2 separate regions of the Mus musculus genome follow, and region 1 is linked to region 2. Evidence: chromatin loops called from intact Hi-C (ENCODE). Cell type or tissue: left cerebral cortex. All regions are shown on one strand. Each heading gives the region's core, and the rest is flanking DNA. Links, peaks and the distances in the headings are about the cores only.

Region 1 (8,333 bases), core at 246-8,245, 590 kb before region 2:
AGTAACAAAATCTGAAGTTAGAACGAACCCCTCTTTTTTGCTTTTCATGCTTTTCCTCCTCTTCCTCCAGGCCCATTTCCTCGAGCTTGGCATTGTGTTTAGTTGGGGAGATTACTCTCACTACCTAATATGATTGAATGAAATATTGCTATCTAGCTTCTGCATGACAGTTTCCACAGTAGTCACAACCTTTGGATTTTGAATTCTTCCACCTAATTCCCTTAAAGGTTTGGTTTTCACCATCTCAATTAGGCTTGTCTAGGTAGTTTCCAGGGAGAGAAGGGAAGGTTTTGTTAGTTGATGTTGTTTTAAGATATTTTGAGACCTGAGGCTGGAGAAACGGCTCAGCATTTTCTTCCCAATGGTTGCTTATAACTGTCTGTGACTCCAGTTCCAGGGGATCTGACACCTGCTCTGGCCTCTTTGAGCACCACACACAAGAAGTACACACACATACATCCAGGCAAAATATATATATATATATATATATATATACATAAAAATAAATCTTAAAGATATTTAGATGCTTAATATAAAATTGTCTTTGTTGCAGCTCTATCACTGTGAAGAAATACCATGACTATGGTAACTATTATAAAAGAAAACATTTCTTCATTTATATATGAGTGGTGGTTTTTGTTTGTTTACTTGGTTGCTTGGTTGGGTGTTTTGCTTGCTTTGGTTTTTTGTTTGTTTTGTTTTGTTTTGTTTTTGAGGTAGGGTCTCTCTACATAGCGCTGCCTGTCATAGAACTCACTATGTATGTAGACCAGGCTAAGAAAGAATTTAATTGGAAACCTTACAGTTTTAGAGGGTTAGTCCATGATTGTCATGGTGGGGAGCAAACAGGCATGATGCTGAGGCAGTAATGAGAGTTTTACATCCTGACTCACAAGACAGCAGGCATAGGGAGAAAGACACCAATTGGGTATGGTATGATCTTTTGAAACATCAAAACCCACACCTAGTGACACAACTCTTCCAAAAAGGCTATATTTCCTAATCCTTCCCAAATAGTTCCCCTAACTGAGGACCAAATATTTAGACATAGCATCCTATTGTGGTCTTTTTTAATTTAAACCACACAATATCCAAAGTAGCTATAGGGTCAGAAGGACAGCTCAGGAGTTAAAAATGCTCATTGCTAAGGCTGACAACCTAAGTTTGATACCCAGGATATACACAATGGAAGCAAGAACTGACTCCTACAAGTTGCCTTCTGACCATCACACACACACACTGTTGTGTGTACCAATATATGTATATGCAACTAGATAAAACTTTAAGTGGCTATAGTTACAGATATTTGTTACATACAAGCTAAGTCTTCATGCTCTATTTGGCCATATTTAAACCCAGCTCAGTGTCTCTTAAGTATAAGCAATGATCTGTGTCTGCTCTTTATCTCTCATAGAGCCTTGAAATGTTCCTTGCCATCATTTGTAGATACAATGTGTCTCAGACACCTTACTGGCTTGGAGCTGGAAGTCTACTGACATGGTAATGGTTCCTTGGATAGAAAAAGGGCTAATTAACAAAGGTACATTATGGGATTTATGGCTTTAAACACAGGAAATTCAGCATTTGGGGGAACTTTGTCCTAAAATACCTTCCCAGTGGTCCTTTGTCTTTTAGTTTACATATATTGACTGAATACAATGCTGTTCTGTGTTGGGGAGGCTGGACAAATATTGAATATCATGGGATATTGCAAACACAGTCTCTCCCTTTATGGAAGAAAGAAAATGCAAGATGCTGCTTACCCATCCTCCTTTACAAACTTTGTCTACTTGTGTATGGCCCCATGTGACTTCTACTTGAGGTAAATTGAATCATGGTGGAAAGGATGGGGACCTGTGCTGGCAAGGATAGTGGTGACAGCCAAGTGGGGCTACTGGCTTGAAGGCTGGTAGTCATGTTATAGTTGGTTCTCATTGCTTTATCTTCAAAGCCAACCGTATTGCTGCTGAGTGTGGTGCCAGTTGCATTTTGTGGAGTGCACAGAAGAGGAAATGGACAGATGGAGCAGCTTTGCTTGGTTTGGGCAATTTTGTGTTCCTATCTAAAGAAAACTTTGAGTCAGATTTGAGTCATAATTCTTGAAACTTCTCTTTCATATCCAAACTTTAAATAATAAACCAGCAATGACAAACCATGGTGGAAGGGCTACATGAAACACAATAACTGAACAAGAAGAGTACAGAAGAGAGAAAACCTGAGCCAAATTCAGCAGAGTGTGTGCAAATAACCTGGAGGTGTGGGGTTTCAAAGCAAAATTCAGAGACTGTTGAAGTTAAAAGTCCAAAGAAGCAATTTGGAGAATCTAGGGGACCATTATGCATTTTAAGCTACAAGACAATGTGGTTTTAATTTTAAGTTGTTTTAAAAATAAAGTGAAAGCAGCATAGAAAATAGCTTAGAATTGAAGGTTGAACAGGAGATATTAATTCAGAGGTCAAGAGACTACATTTAGGCCAGGGCTACAGACAACCTGCCATGTGTACAGGTACCAGGCACCCAGGTCTGGAATGCATGCCAAGAATGTATGACAAAAGGACAATGTGTTTGTTTGGCTTGGAAGTAGGAATGGAGACAGATCTTAGGATGACACTAGAGATCTGATTGGTGAAATGTCCTGCTTGTATGGAATGCTGTCTTCGCATGACATATAATTGCCCTTTTGGACTCTTAGCTAGCTCTGTATATAGTTACTGACAGGCAGATTGGGCCCATTTACTTTCCCTCATGGAGTATGGACTGACTTGTGAGGCTCTGATTCTCCCAGAGGATTTATAGGCAATTAATGTTTGCTGAGTGAAAGTAAGAGCCTTTTTCTTTAGTGCTATAACCACTCTGGAATTGTTCATTCTCCTGTAAGTGACAGGGTCAGCAAGCTTGACTAGAATGGGTTTGTTTGTTTGATTGTTTTTAATGGTCTATAATTGATGTCCTGTCTGGGCATCTATCTGCCCAGGAAAAGTTTGCACAAAATTAGTCAAAAGCATGAGAAGGAAGATGTTGAGTTTTATATTCTGCATAATAGATAATGAGTACATGGGCCATATAGGATGCCAGCTCAGCTCATTTGGAAGTAAAACAGGTGCCCTAGAAATAGGGCTATGTCTGGTCACAGGGACTGGATGGGACATGGATGGATAACAAAAGAATTATAGGGCCATATATTTTCCAAGTTTATAATAAGGCTGCATATTCTTCTTAATTAACTAATCAATAAATGTGTGAATGTGTAGTGCAAGCACAAACTCATGTGTGTATACATATGTAGCATGTGCCTTAGAGGTCAGAGACAGAAGCCCTCTAATACTAAAAGAGTATCCTTCTCTACCATGTTTAACCTTCTTTTCTTGAGACAGTTTCTCTTTGAGCTGGTAGCTAGTAAGCCCTTGTGATTTTCCTGTCTTTAACCAACAGTCCTGGGGTTACAGGTGTTATTTGGTCAGAGCATATTTTTACCCCCATGCTGAGGATTTGAACTCAGGTACCTATGCTTGCACAGCTGCCACACACATATATCTTCCATGTAGAGTGGAATATTCCAGGAGCTGATTGCTTATATTATTGCTAACTGAGAAAAATAAATGGTCAGAACAGCCAGATATGTGTGTAGTTGATTTCTCTGGGTTAAGAAGAATTTAGAACTTTCTTCTTTCCCTATGAATACACAGATCTGTTTTCCTGATGTCTGCACTCACTGCATTTCCTCCTACAGAAGGGGGCAGTTTTGTACAACACAGGATACTTGTCATGCCTATACTGGTTACTATAAATAATCTGACTCTGTCTTAACTCTTGGGGTTTCTGATATTTGCATAGTTCAGTACAGGGAGCACTTTGAACTATGATGGTAACTTCCCCAGTTATAAGCAAATCTTTTACATTTTAAAATCTTCATTTTGGGGGTTCCTCAGCTTTGTTCTGGGCGACAAAAAAATCTCTCCTTTCTTATCTTTTCCCTTTGGCTTGATATTTTAATTTTTTGAAGCCTTGTGTATCTTTCTTGAGAAGAAAAACACATATTATCCCTCTTTGGGTAAAGAACAGATTTTGAATTCTGATGCTGCTGCAGAAGTATTTTTCACAAGCTTAGTAAGGGGTTGTTTGGCTTTGCTGTGCAATAGGAATCTTCAGTGGAGAGTGCTGTGAACAATGAAAACAACCAGCTATAGCCTAATAAAGCAGAAAACACTGGCCCACTCATCAGGGCCTCCACCAGCCATTTCTGAGGATGTCGGGTATGCTTTGTTAGATTCACAGCCAGAGACACACTAAGCTTGGATTCTGTTTGAATGCAGAGGGGCTGTGTCCAGGAGGCTTCCTGAGAGAGGGTGTATCTTGCTTTTTGTTTTCACAAAATAAAAATAACAGAAATGTTTCAGCCACATTCAGAGGCTGGAGAGAACCGTCCGTTCATGAATGCTAAGAGGAAATTAATATTCTGCACACGGACGGCAAGCAGTTTATTCTGAAGTTCATTCTGAGGAGGTAATGACGAGGAAAATGACAAAGAAAACTGTTACTGACCATTACTGAGCAATCACCCTGTCATATTACAGAGATAATTTAGATAAATGTGGGGTTTCGCAGTCTCCCAGGGAGACAGGCTGCTGATGTCTTTGATAATGGCAACCTACTTAAAAGCTTCTTCTGACAAATGCATCACTTTATCATGCAGATGTGAAACAGACATGCCCATGCCTGCTTGTTGGACGTAGTAACAGCATCCATGAACTTTTCCACCCATGTTGTTCAAGAAGACTGTCAATCCTTGCTCCCAAGGACACATGATGCAACGGCCTATGAAGGCTTTGCATCTACTGTGAAAGCAGTGTTTGGAAACATAAGGTAGTTAATAAATGACTGCCACACATACCATATTTTTGTCCAATTGACTTCTATTATTTTAGCAGCTTGCTAATTATACGCTGTGGAAATTTGGAGGCCGGTAACAGACTCTCTGTTCCATCTGGTCAACTCAGCTTTCCCAGAGCAGACTTGTCTCCAGCCTAACATCGGTAGGACTTTGGCGACCATATGATAAGGACAACTGTCACATGAGAATGAGTATGCTAGGTGAAAAGTGTTCCAACAAAGAAGACAAAAGTTCCTTGAGGTGTTGACATTTTTTCTCTCTCTTTTATGTTTGTGGTACTGGGAATCAAATCCAGGGTTTCCTACACACTAGAAAGTACTCTACCATTGACTTCAAACCTAGTTCCTATTTTACCTTGGAAGTCATGGAGTGCTCTCTGGCATCATCTATGCCATTTAATTTCAAGAGAAAAGTGCTCATTTAGAGCATGGATAATGGATGCATAAGTTCTGAGAATATTTTATCTTGAAGAAACATAGGTCAAAGATGATTCTGATCTATGTACATTTTTAAGCAGTCCCAAGAAATGACTCAGGTGTAGTAGTCACATGGAGTAAGGCTAGGGAAGAAAAAGAAGGGCCTATTCCTTCAAGCCAAATAGGAGACTCAAAGCTAGACAATTGCAGTGCTCTAATTAGGCAAATGGGCATAGAACTGAGTTCCATCATAGGGAACAGGGTATCAAATTTTAAGACTACTATGACAATGTCATGGATAATGAACATGAAATTCAAGTAGGATAATTATGATTACTAACAACAATTTTAAGGATTACGGACCTCATTGTGAAAATAACCAAACATATTATATTTGTTTGAGGGAAAACAGGCAGGCTCTCTTTAGCTCCTCATCTCAATGGGCAGGAAAGTAAAGAGGTACTTAGACCTGACAGTCAGACAGTGGAGAGGATTAAGTTCAAATGTTCTTCAGCAAAATTCGGTGGTGACTGGAAATAAACAAAACATTGTGTATTTTAAAGTAGCTAAAAGAAAAGATTTTTAATGTTCTCAGTGTAAAGAAAAGATTGGGGTTTCAGGTAATGAATATGCTAATTATCCTGACTTGATGGCTCTGCATCATTTCCATGTGTAGAAAAGCCACTGTGCATATCATGAGTATGTATTAAGTATCAATTAATGAAAGAGCCTAATTGTCAACTATTATTTTGCACAATTTGGTTTTTTTTTTTAATTTGCTTTTATTTTAATGTGACTAATTAATTGGTGACTTCCCAGCCTCTCACTGGTGGACTTGGAAAAGAGTAGCATTTGGTATGGTCATCCTATTGCAAGTGTAAGCTCTATAACCATAGCAAAGAAATCACATCTTGGTGACAAGTCAACCTCTGCATAAAAGAAAAGGAAAAAACTCTAAGTTAAATAAAATACAAGGAATTTCTATAATAAGTCACATTTAAAGAAGAGATCTCATTTCCACAGAAAATATGATGACATCTTTTGAGGATTTTATGAGGTTTATGAGTTTATTTTTGTGCTTTTTAATTATAAATAAGTATGTGGTATGGTTTTAGTTCAGTGAACTTAATATTGACTATACTTAGGTTGATACCATATCCTAGCCATCATGAACAGTGCTATAATAAACATAGGGTTCGGATAGCTGTTCTACATAGTGATTTTCTTCTCTTTGGATCTACACTCAGTAGTAGTATTGATAGATCTAGAGATATTTCTAGTTCTAGTTCTTTAACTCCAGATGGCTTTCTATAATGGCTCTGCTATAATAATTTACATCCCACATTTAATACCTGGGTGGCCAAATGGATACAGGAAATATGGTACATATACAAAATAGAATGTTATTCAGGCACAAAATAATGCCAACAGATGGACCAGGAGATCATTGTGTGAGGTGTTATTCTACAGGCACAGAAACATAGTGCATGATTACAACACTCGCATGTGGAAGTCAAAAGGGTTGCTTTCACTGAAGCAGAGAGTAGAATAGTATTTATCAAAGGTAGGGGAACAGGAAAAGGGGAACAGATGGTTACCTGGTATGGGATGCTGCTGGTTGGGAGAAAGATTTCTAATAATCTGTAGTGCAGTACACTTAGGTTGAGTGTACTGTCCCTTACAGCCTCATATGTTGGAACACTTGAACTGCTTGGGGAAGTCGGGCAATTGTCAGGGAGTGAAACCCAACTGCAGAAAGTGGGCTGTGTGGAGGGGGTGGTTTTGCTTAAGGGTCATGGCTTAGTGCTACTGCTGGCATCAAACTCTCTGATTCCTTTCCTACCAAGATGTAAGGGAGGCAAGGAGCCATAGCATTGTGTTTTTGCTGTTGTGGAGCCAGGGATAACTATGTATTCTCTACATGGTGGTCTGTATCTCAGTAAAACCTAAGCTGAAATAAACCACCACTCTTTTTAGTTGCTTCTTGAAAGTGCTTGATCCAAGTTCAGAGAAATTACTGGATTTCTATATCCAGTAATATAGAAAACTGGTCCTGGGAAGTAGGACCATTGCTGTTGCTGTGAGTAACCAGACTGTGTGATTCTTGGGCTTTTCGAGTGAGTTTATGGAGGGAATGTGGAAGAGTTTGGGACTGTGGGCCAGAGGAGACCAGTCTATTTTGATGGAAGTTTGGAAGACCAGAATGCCAGTAAGAGTAGAGAAAGGGGCTGTGTTAATGCAGTTTTAGAGAGGACCATAGTTTCAGGAATTGGGCTAGAGATCATTTCTGGCAAAGAATAAGGCTTCATTTGCTATTGAACTGTGCCCTGAGAACTTGAGTGCACCTAAAGTCAAAAGTCGAAGGTCAAAGGGACAGACTTAGTTAATTAATAGAGAATATTTTTTCAGGGCAGCAAAATATCCAGGCTGCGATAGGTTAGTACTCACTTTTAAAAGATGGAATTTACAACAATAGAGGGAAATGGAAGGAAAGAGAAGCAGAAAAGAAAGAGGGAGAAGTGAGATCATAACTATGTGAACGTTGTGCAAATTAGGAAAGAAAGAGTGTGGGCATAGTAAAGTTGCAGACAATGTAGGTTTAGGGGTCATCAACTGTGAAACAGAGATATCGAGAAAAAGAGAGCTTTGCCCTAGGACAATACAAACAGTACCTGTAGATTAAGAGTATACCATGGGAAGAGGAATAAGAGGAGTAACAACACACAGCCATTTGATAAACTTCTAGTTGAAAATCTGATCAAAGAGAACCTCTAGAATATTGTAGTTTTGCAGAGCTGTCTAGGGTGATGTTTTCGATGATTCAGCTAGGCAAATGCCCAGAGGCCACTGTAGCTGTGCCTCAAGAGGACCAGGTTCAACCAGTATTTCATGCTGTCAGCAAAACATGGGGCCATCATACACATGGAGGTTATTCTGAAGGCAGGCAGGACACAAAAATTAGAGAGTCACTGAGGTTTACATCAAGGTTCCAGAATGCCCCGCTAAGACCTGGTAACATGTATCAG
Region 2 (8,333 bases), core at 165-8,164:
TGTGTATATCTCTGCCTCTGTCTCTGTGTCTCTCTGTGTCTCTTTGTCTGTCTCTACCTTTGTCTCTCTATGTGTGTCGGCCTGTCTCTCTGTCTTAGTCTCTCTGCCTCCCGCTCTCTGTCTTTGTCTCTCTCTGCCTCTCTGTGTCTCCCTGTCTCTGTCTATGTATCTCTCTGCCTCTGTCTCTGGGTGTCTCTCTGCCCCCTCTTCCCTCAAGCCTCTTCTCAAATATTACTTTACCAGAGGCCTATGTTGATCACCATACACACCAGTTTCTGATCACTCAAATGCACACCATCATTGTCCTGATCATATATATACACAACACCATTGTCCTGTAACCCTGCTGACCCGCTGACCTGCTGACCTGCTGACCTTTCTCTGTTTTCTCTCATTACCTGATATTTTAAGGCTTTGGGTTTTTTGGTTTTGGTTTTGGTCTTGGGGTTATTTGTTTATTTGTTTGCTTGGTGTTCTCCCACGCACTACTTAAAACTCCATGAAATCGAGGACTTTTTCTTCTGTCACCCACCCACACCAGTACTTTGCATGTGCTAAATGACTGTAAGAACCACGGAGCTGTGTTTTAGGGAGCATCCCCATTTCCTCAAGCAAGCTGCAGAAACCAAAGGTTTCTATTGACTGGAGTTCCTGCAGTGGTCCAGGAAAGCAGTTTCATTAAAAACACTGAAGCCTTGAGAAGCCAAAGACCAAGCAGTACCTATGTCACTACTGGAGTCAGAACCAGGTTTTAAAAGGAACATTTGACTGGTTTAAAAATCCAGAAGATGAGCATTTATTTATGCACCTTGAATCTTCCTGTTTGATGAAAGTCTTTTTAAAACTGAACAAGACACGAAGATAAGTATCTTTTTATTAACTGTGAATTATTATTATTCCAAACAAAACCAGCCTTGTGATCCCTGCCTGCCAATGGTTTGCTCTCATCTGAACACAAAAGCCACTAGTTTCTCGATTTTGCAAAACTGCGAAGCTGTTACAGCTACCTTGGGTCAGTTAGCCTGACATTTTCATTGTACCTTTCTTAAATGCCTGTGGTTGGTAGATGGTTCAAAGATTACCTAGCTCTGGGAGGGTGGATGGAGCATGCCTGAGAACAGTTGCCACTGATGGTCAGAACCAGTTTTGGCTTGCAGGTGTTGGACCACCTCAGAGAATGAGAGCCTGGAGGAAGAGAGGATTTCAGCCAACCCTTATGACTACAGGAGGCTCCTGCGCAAAACCTCCCAGCGGCAGCGCCTGGTGCAGCAGTTGTAGCTCACCTACGGAGCTTCAGAAAGTGAAGCAAGGATCAAAGCAGCAGCAGGGTAACCTCTCAAACAGGACCGCACAGGCGCTGCCAGCGTTGTTCCTTCTCAAATGCCAGGGCATTGAGGCCCTGACACAAGAGAATTTTGACCTGGGGTTAAGAGAATCGACCTCCTCGGGTAGTTCCAGACACTGGGCCCGGACTTCTCCCACCTGCCTGTCACTCCTATCCCCCTAATGAAACCCTTTCTTCAGTTGATTGCAATTCGGGGTACTTACTGTGCCAGAACTGTCACCACCACCACCACCCCACCCCGCCCCACTCATTTTAAAATTATTGAAGAGATTTCTTCTTTCTTGAAATGGCTTTCCCAGGACCAATGATGGTCACTCCTGGTTGGGTATGCCAGAATAAAGGCAAGGTGGGAGTAGAATGAACCTTGAAAGTGAATTCATATCAAACGTGAGTTTTCTCTTCTCTTGATTATTATACTGCTAAATAAAGTAAGCATCCTGGAAAAGCCTGTTTTCCATGGCCTTGTCTACCTTGTGCCTTGAGGGCTTCTGTCTGACAAACATCCTGGGCCCGTGGCAGGAGTTAAGATGACCTCTGTCTTCATCAACAGATTTCCATCCCTCAGCCGAGGTAAAGCACAGTCTAGCTTACACTTTACCTAGAAACGTGGGCTACAAACAAACTTCCAAACCTCACCATTCACACACACCCTTCCCAGGCAGTCTGTGCTGGACTGGTCCTCTGACTGAGGACCATCAGATCTTAAGGTCTACTCTGCAGATTTGAAGTAGCTCTCCCCTCCTTAGAAGTTGGCCACATAAAAGTAAGCAGAGGGGCAGTGGGTGGGAGGCAGGAGTTCCTTACCACTTAGCTGTAGCCTATCCAGGAGGAGGAGGAGGAGGAGGAGGAGGAGGAGGAGGAGGAGGAGGAGGAGGAGGAGGAGGAGGAGGAGGACAACCCTTCAAAAAAAACAAAACAGAACAACAACAACAAAAACTTCAAGTTAACCTTCCATAAGAGACACTTTCCAGGTCTACACCACCTAGATTGGGTAAACAAGGTACAGACAGGGTTCCACGGAGAACTGAATAGGCAAACAAGTTCTGTTCAGGTCATGGTTTGGCTCCTGCTACTTAAAAAAATATATATATAATAAAATAAAGCAGAGGGCGCTGATAACTTCTGCGTCCTGGAGTGGTCATAGTCTCCGCAGATCAGCCTCTAAAGCTCCGTGTAGCCAGTACATTTTACAAGTAGGATCCTGTTGTGGACAAGACCGAGGCCCCAAATTCAAGTGCCCCCCTCCCTGCTCCTTCTCTAGAAAGCTCTGCTCCAGTTTGGGGCCAGACAGACAGGACAGAAGAGTCACCCTAACTGTGCCAACCCCACGGAGCGGCAGAACCTGTACCTGGCACCAGAAACCTTAACAGCAGGGCTTACAGACTGATATTGGCGGAGGGGGGCAGGAGTTCGGGTGTCCGCGCTGGCTTTGCTTCCTGGGCACTACAGCCCCACCTGAAGCAGGTGCGTTAGGGAGGAGTTGGGCTCTGCAGCTTGCCAGATTTTAATTCTGGCTTCCAGCGGAGGACCCTGCACCCCACGGTCCTCGCAAGAGTGTCTGGGAAGGTTTATTCGGTTGCTGAGTAGAGACGCAACAGACAGATCTACCTCAGCCCCTGCACCTTGGCTTGATAAGGCTGGAAAAGGAAGATTGCAACGTCGTGGTTGTTTCCAAACCCTTTTTCTATCTAGCCTTTTTCAGTCTCTCAACATTTAAGCAGCAAAAGAACTCGAGAGAGAAAACTTGTACTAAATATCCTTCTTTGACCGGCCCTCTCCTCTCCCCACTACGGGGATTTCTGGGTGGCTCACAGTGGACAAGGAATAGGTAATCCCACCAAACCTTGAGGTGGGCTAAACTGGAGATTTTGGTATGGGTCTCCTACTGTAAAGAGAAAGCCTTCCGGGCTAACGGTATTCCTTTCGCAGTCTACTGCCTCCTTTGTGAACTAATGACTGTAATTATTACCTCCCAGAGCTCTTTTGTTATCAACAACCCGGAGCCAGAGGGGGGTGGGGGATGGGCCCTTTGGGAAAAGGGAAAAAAATTTACAAAGCAAATTGCTGTCTACGAAGGGTTGGTTTTTTAAAAAGACAAACCCAATTCCAGCCTGCATTCGAAGTGGGGAGTGGCAAAATTTTTTTTCAAAGTATGATAAGATTTTAAAAATACTCAGAGCTGTGGGATTCAATTGCATTTCCACAGTATCGCTTTAAGTTACTATTTTTGACGAAGTAAAATTCAGATGTTGAAAATCTGTATCTCTTGTTTTCATCCATTTCTTCCTTGGAAGGTGTGTGTGTGTGTGTGTGTGTGTGTGTGTGTGTGTGTGTGTGTGTGTGTGTGTGTTTAAGAACCTTTTTTTTTTATTTCCGACCACTCATCCATGGTAAAAAGCTTCAACCCCAGCCAGCTGGCTTGAAGAGAATTATTTTGCAGGATTTAGTATGGATTTAAACAAAGACTCAGGCTCTCCAAGTCTTGTTGGCAAGGCTGGGCGGAAGCGCCCTTTCCAGGAGCTGTTACCTCTGCCAGCTGAAGCCACCAGGCCTGGAGGACCCTAAAGACTTACTAAGTTGAGGCCTAGGGTCAAGGTGACTGCCTTCCCTTAGAGACACGCCTTGGGTAGCACCTCAGCAGTGCCAATCTCACCGCCCTCCCCCTCCCCACCTCGGGCCACTCACCGGACCTCAGTGGGCATCCTCTAGCTAGATCCTCCCTGGCCCCCCTGGATTCTGGAAACCTTGGGAAGAAGATAAAGCTTTGTGGAGAGAATGCACTTGGTCATCTGCAGTTATTCGAGGTCTCCGGATCCCTAACAAAATAAGTGATCCTGGTCACCAAGACTAAAGGTCCCAGGGTTTCTCCTCCGGCAACAGCTTTGGTGACTCATTTGAAAAACTCAAAGAAGGAATAAAGGACTATGGAGAGCAGGGAAGCTGCAGTCCCTCGCTCGGAGAGAAGGAAAGGAGATCGGGAACGGTTTAAAGCAGCACTTTCCTGCAAGTCTTTCTTGAGCTCTCTGTAAGCCTGGAACTATGGGTTTAGTATAGGCAAGAGGAAACGGAAGCGGAGCCAGAGGGCCCCAAATCTTCCTCAAGGCGCCGTCCCTGCATTTAAGAGCCTTTGGGAAAAGGGAAACAGAAAGGATTTTTTCATTCCTTTATTAGAAAACACAAACGAAACTACTTCTTTCTGGGCTGGGAAATTGCCACTGTTGTGTTCCTAGGCACCTGCTGATGGCAAGAACTCCTCTTGGGAAGGGACGAGGTCAGTGGGTTGAGTATCCCTGAAAAGATGGGAGTGCCTTTTCCTGGGATTTGGAAAAACTGATTCGCTTACTTTGAGACTCCCTGAATCCTGTGTATGTGTCAGCTCTCACCCACTCCAAGAAGTTTCTGTTCGTTTTATTTATTTAATTTTTCTCAGCCTGAGGTCCTCAGTGATAGATTCCAGCGTGGATTTTAATTGCTTCAATCAGCAGCCTTTCTCTTCAGCCGTCAGTCAAAACCTGGACGATGGGTCTGGGGACCCAGGCATGACTGCACAGAAACCGTACGACCCCCACCCCCACCCCCCAGGCTGGCTCAGCTCAGCAGGCAGACATTAGGCTCTGCTAAGGAGATGAAATGAGTTCGTTGGTGTGGAAGCGGTCCACCTTCCTCCCTCCTTGGTTCCTTCCCCAAGCTTTGGAGCTCTTCCTGATTGAGGCCAGGTGGCCTGGGCTCTTGAGGTCACAGCGACCTCAGCACTGGTTTGGAGGAAGGCGGGCGCGAGAACCACTTTTGCTCGGCAGCAGCCAGAGACAGCCCTCAAACAATGAGCCAATCGATGCACACGTGAAATTGCCCTCGGCCACCATTCCAATCTTGCCAAGGTCTCCCTGTCCCTGGGGTCACCTAGGCCAGCGTGCTGAGGGCTGTGGTAGCACCCTGGACAGCGCGTTCCGGCAGAAGCAGACCTGGAGCGCCTGTGGCTGGGTCAGCACTACGCAGGCACGCCTCCCTCCCCCGCATCTGACTCGCACCTCACGACCCAGCGCCTCCATTTCCCTTCCGTCACTCTCTCATCTCCCCACCAAGCTCCCTCTCCCTAAAAATCTCTTGGGCCCTTTCCACTTTCCAATCTCCAGACTGCGAGGATCACGGCTACTCCCCCCATTTAACCTCGGCGGCGCAGAGCACAGCAGCGCGTCCCTGCGCCCTGACTGGAACATACAAACACGCACGAGCACTGGCATACGCAGACAGCACGTTTCCTGTCCCTGTGTGACACCCACCCTCGTCGCGCTGCCGCTCCAGCCCTCGCGCGGTGCCCTTCTCCCGCCACACGTACTCGCACACGCACGCACTCTCGTGCAGGGTCGAGGCAAAGGCAGCTTGCCACAGCCACTTGGAGGCGACCAGCGCCAGTCTAGCAGAACCCATGGCGTCTCCTGGCTCCGGCTTTTGGTCCTTCGGATCTGAAGATGGCTCTGCGGATCCTGAGAACCCGGGCACAGGTAGGAAAATCAGGACCTGCAGCGGGAGAGCTTTGTGGGTGGTTTAGGGTTTGCAGGGCTAGGCTGATCATCAAAGCTTTGACATCTGCAACAGGAAACTTATTCGGGCGCTTCGCCCGGCTCTCTGGGTTAAGTCCGTAACTGTGTGAGAACACCAACCCCCCCCCCCACCCAGTCCTTTGTCCCCCAGGGAAAAAGCCCAGGGTTGTCTAGGCCCCTTCCCCTAAACATAGGCTCCTGAAAGACTGCAGCGTCTGCGGGAGTCAGAAATCAAAGATCTAGGCTTTGCCTCGGGACGTCTAGACCCTGGGCAGGGAAAGACAAAATGGGAGCAGGAAAGAGTTTGGGGTCTGAAAGGCAAGCGCGGTGAGAAACAAACAGCCTCGGGTTTAGGAAAGGCAGCCCAGGTGAGGGCAGGGAGAGTCTGGAAACCCGAGAACCTGGCGAACAAAGTGCAAAGGGCGGCGTTGTGAGCTGCTTTCTTTCTGGGACACCGCAAGGAAAGGGCTGGCCCCGGCGTCAGATTCCCTCGGACTCCCCCACCTGCTGAAAGCAGAGTCGCTAGCTGGTGGCTGCTTCGAGTTTGGCGCCGGGCCCCCAGACTCTGGACTTAAAGACCTGGTTCACTTGGAACGAAAATTCTCACTCGCCCGTCTGTTTTCTTTCCGATTCGCTTTTCCCTGCCTGGCGATTGCAGCGAGAGCGTGGTGCCAGGTGGCCCAAAAGTTCACGGGCGGCATCGGAAACAAGCTGTGCGGTGAGTGGTGGCACTGAATGGGAGAAGGGCTGGCAAGGTCGGGGGCCCGCGGCTGGCGGGAGCAAAGTCGTGGGCTCCCCTCTGAGCCTGCAGCCTAGGTTGGACGAATCCCTGGGTTGCCGGGTGGGTGGGGATGTAGGAGCGGAGACTACCGCCAGCTGACTCAGGTCCCGCGTTCCGTGTCTTTGTCCAGCTCTGCTCTATGGAGACTCCGGGAAGCCAGCGGAGGGCGGCGGGAGCGTGACCTCGCGGGCCGCCACCGGGAAGGTCGCCTGCACCTGCGACCAAAAACCCTGCAACTGCCCCAAAGGGGATGTCAACTACGCGTTTCTGCACGCAACAGGTAAATGGGCCGGCTGGCCAGGACCACGCTCCACCCCGCAGACATCTGACCCTCCAAATGGATGTCGGGGTGAGGATTCTGAGGATCTTCCACAGAATTGAAAGGACGTGGGGTTTGTGGGCTGGAGGGCACCGAGGCCCTGGCCTTCCCCAACCAGAATCAGTGGCCAAGCGCCCTGCACTGCGCAGCCTCGATAGTTGGAGGTGGCAGTGTGTACCTTGGTAGGCTTCTTGGTGCTGCCCAAGCCTCTGAGTAGCACAAATTTCCAAAATACCCTACAAAGTAGTTCAAGTAGTTCGGAATTGCAGGGATTTTTAGGTGTTCGACTGGATCCAAAGTAGTTTGTAACCGTGATTTCAACAAGGAACGATCCTGTTTACCCAAGCCCAAGGCGCTAAATTTTACCTACGCATGCATAACTCCCAGGCTCACAAACAGCGGGTGAGCGCGCGCGCGCGCACACACACACACACACACACACCAACTTTGGAAACATCTGTCCTCCAAAAAAAGCCAGAGATCATAACTTGGCTTGAACGGCCTTTCCTGGTTTGCCCGAAGGCGTTTCTCAAACATTTCGGAAGTGGAGTATTGACAAACCATTAAGATGATTTACTCAAATGTAGAACAAACGCTTGTGAAACAGACAAATTGAGACACTCTTTTTGGAAAATAATAAGCCAAGCAACATAATATGTTACAAATAAAATACGAGACTTAATTCCAGAAGGGGATTTTATTCGCTTGTGTTTCCAGGTGCTCTGATTTTGTTTGAAACGGGGTCTTCTCCCCTCTAACCCGATCTGGTCTCCAATTCCCAGAGAGCCCCTTACTTCAGCCTCCTGAGTACTGTGTATACAGTGCTAATCAAATCAGTTCAAAGCAAAATTGCCCATTCAGGAATTGCCTGTATCTTTGCGTAGTGAAGTCTAAAGTGTCCTTCCCATTCCGTTCTTTAGACCTGCTGCCAGCGTGTGATGGAGAAAGGCCCACTCTGGCATTTCTACAAGATGTTATGAACATTTTGCTTCAGTACGTGGTGAAAAGTTTCGATAGATCAACTAAAGTGATCGATTTCCATTACCCCAATGAGCTTCTTCAAGAGTATAATTGGGAATTGGCAGACCAACCGCAAAATCTGGAGGAAATTTTGACGCATTGCCAAACAACTCTAAAATATGCAATTAAAACAGGTACTGTGCAACCAGCAATAATAAAGGGTTTTTTTTTCCTTCTGCAATTTTCCTTTTTTTTTTTCCTATAAAGCCGTTTCTCCTATGTTGGATGGGTCGTGTTATTTTCAAAATTGCAAAGTTACATTCGCTTAAAAATAGTCATTATTGGAGTGATTCAAAGGCACCTTGCTAATAATAACCGAGCTGTCAT

What was found. Hi-C counts contacts between places; a loop is a spot of excess contacts. Peaks named below come from ENCODE experiments on the same cell type or tissue, not always from the same donor. Only the 100,000 strongest peaks of a DNase experiment are listed, where the experiment ranks them.
Region 1: a loop joins it to region 2, with 1.9 times the contacts of the local background. A loop is called at or near these places in 2 of 42 quality-filtered maps.

The regions. Positions count from the first base shown.
Region 1 is chr2:22,024,993-22,033,325 of GRCm38, forward strand. No RefSeq gene overlaps it. Among named protein-coding and RNA genes, the nearest start is that of Gm39767, 65 kb to the left of the region's middle. In left cerebral cortex, for the core only: no CTCF peak of the experiment used is centred there; DNase peaks (open chromatin) are centred at 2,033 and 4,871; H3K27ac peaks cover 294 bases.
Region 2 is chr2:22,616,892-22,625,224 of GRCm38, forward strand. Myo3a (myosin IIIA) reads left to right here. Exons shown (of 34, transcript NM_148413.3): 34 at 1,158-1,361. The coding sequence ends at 1,278. It overlaps Gad2 (glutamic acid decarboxylase 2), which reads left to right and starts at 5,436. Exons shown (of 16, transcript NM_008078.2): 1 at 5,436-5,847; 2 at 6,545-6,604; 3 at 6,798-6,947; 4 at 7,907-8,140. The coding sequence starts at 5,772. In left cerebral cortex, for the core only: a CTCF peak has its summit at 1,262; DNase peaks (open chromatin) are centred at 4,132, 4,337, 5,182, 5,591 and 5 more places; H3K4me3 peaks cover 2,093 bases; H3K27ac peaks cover 1,249 bases.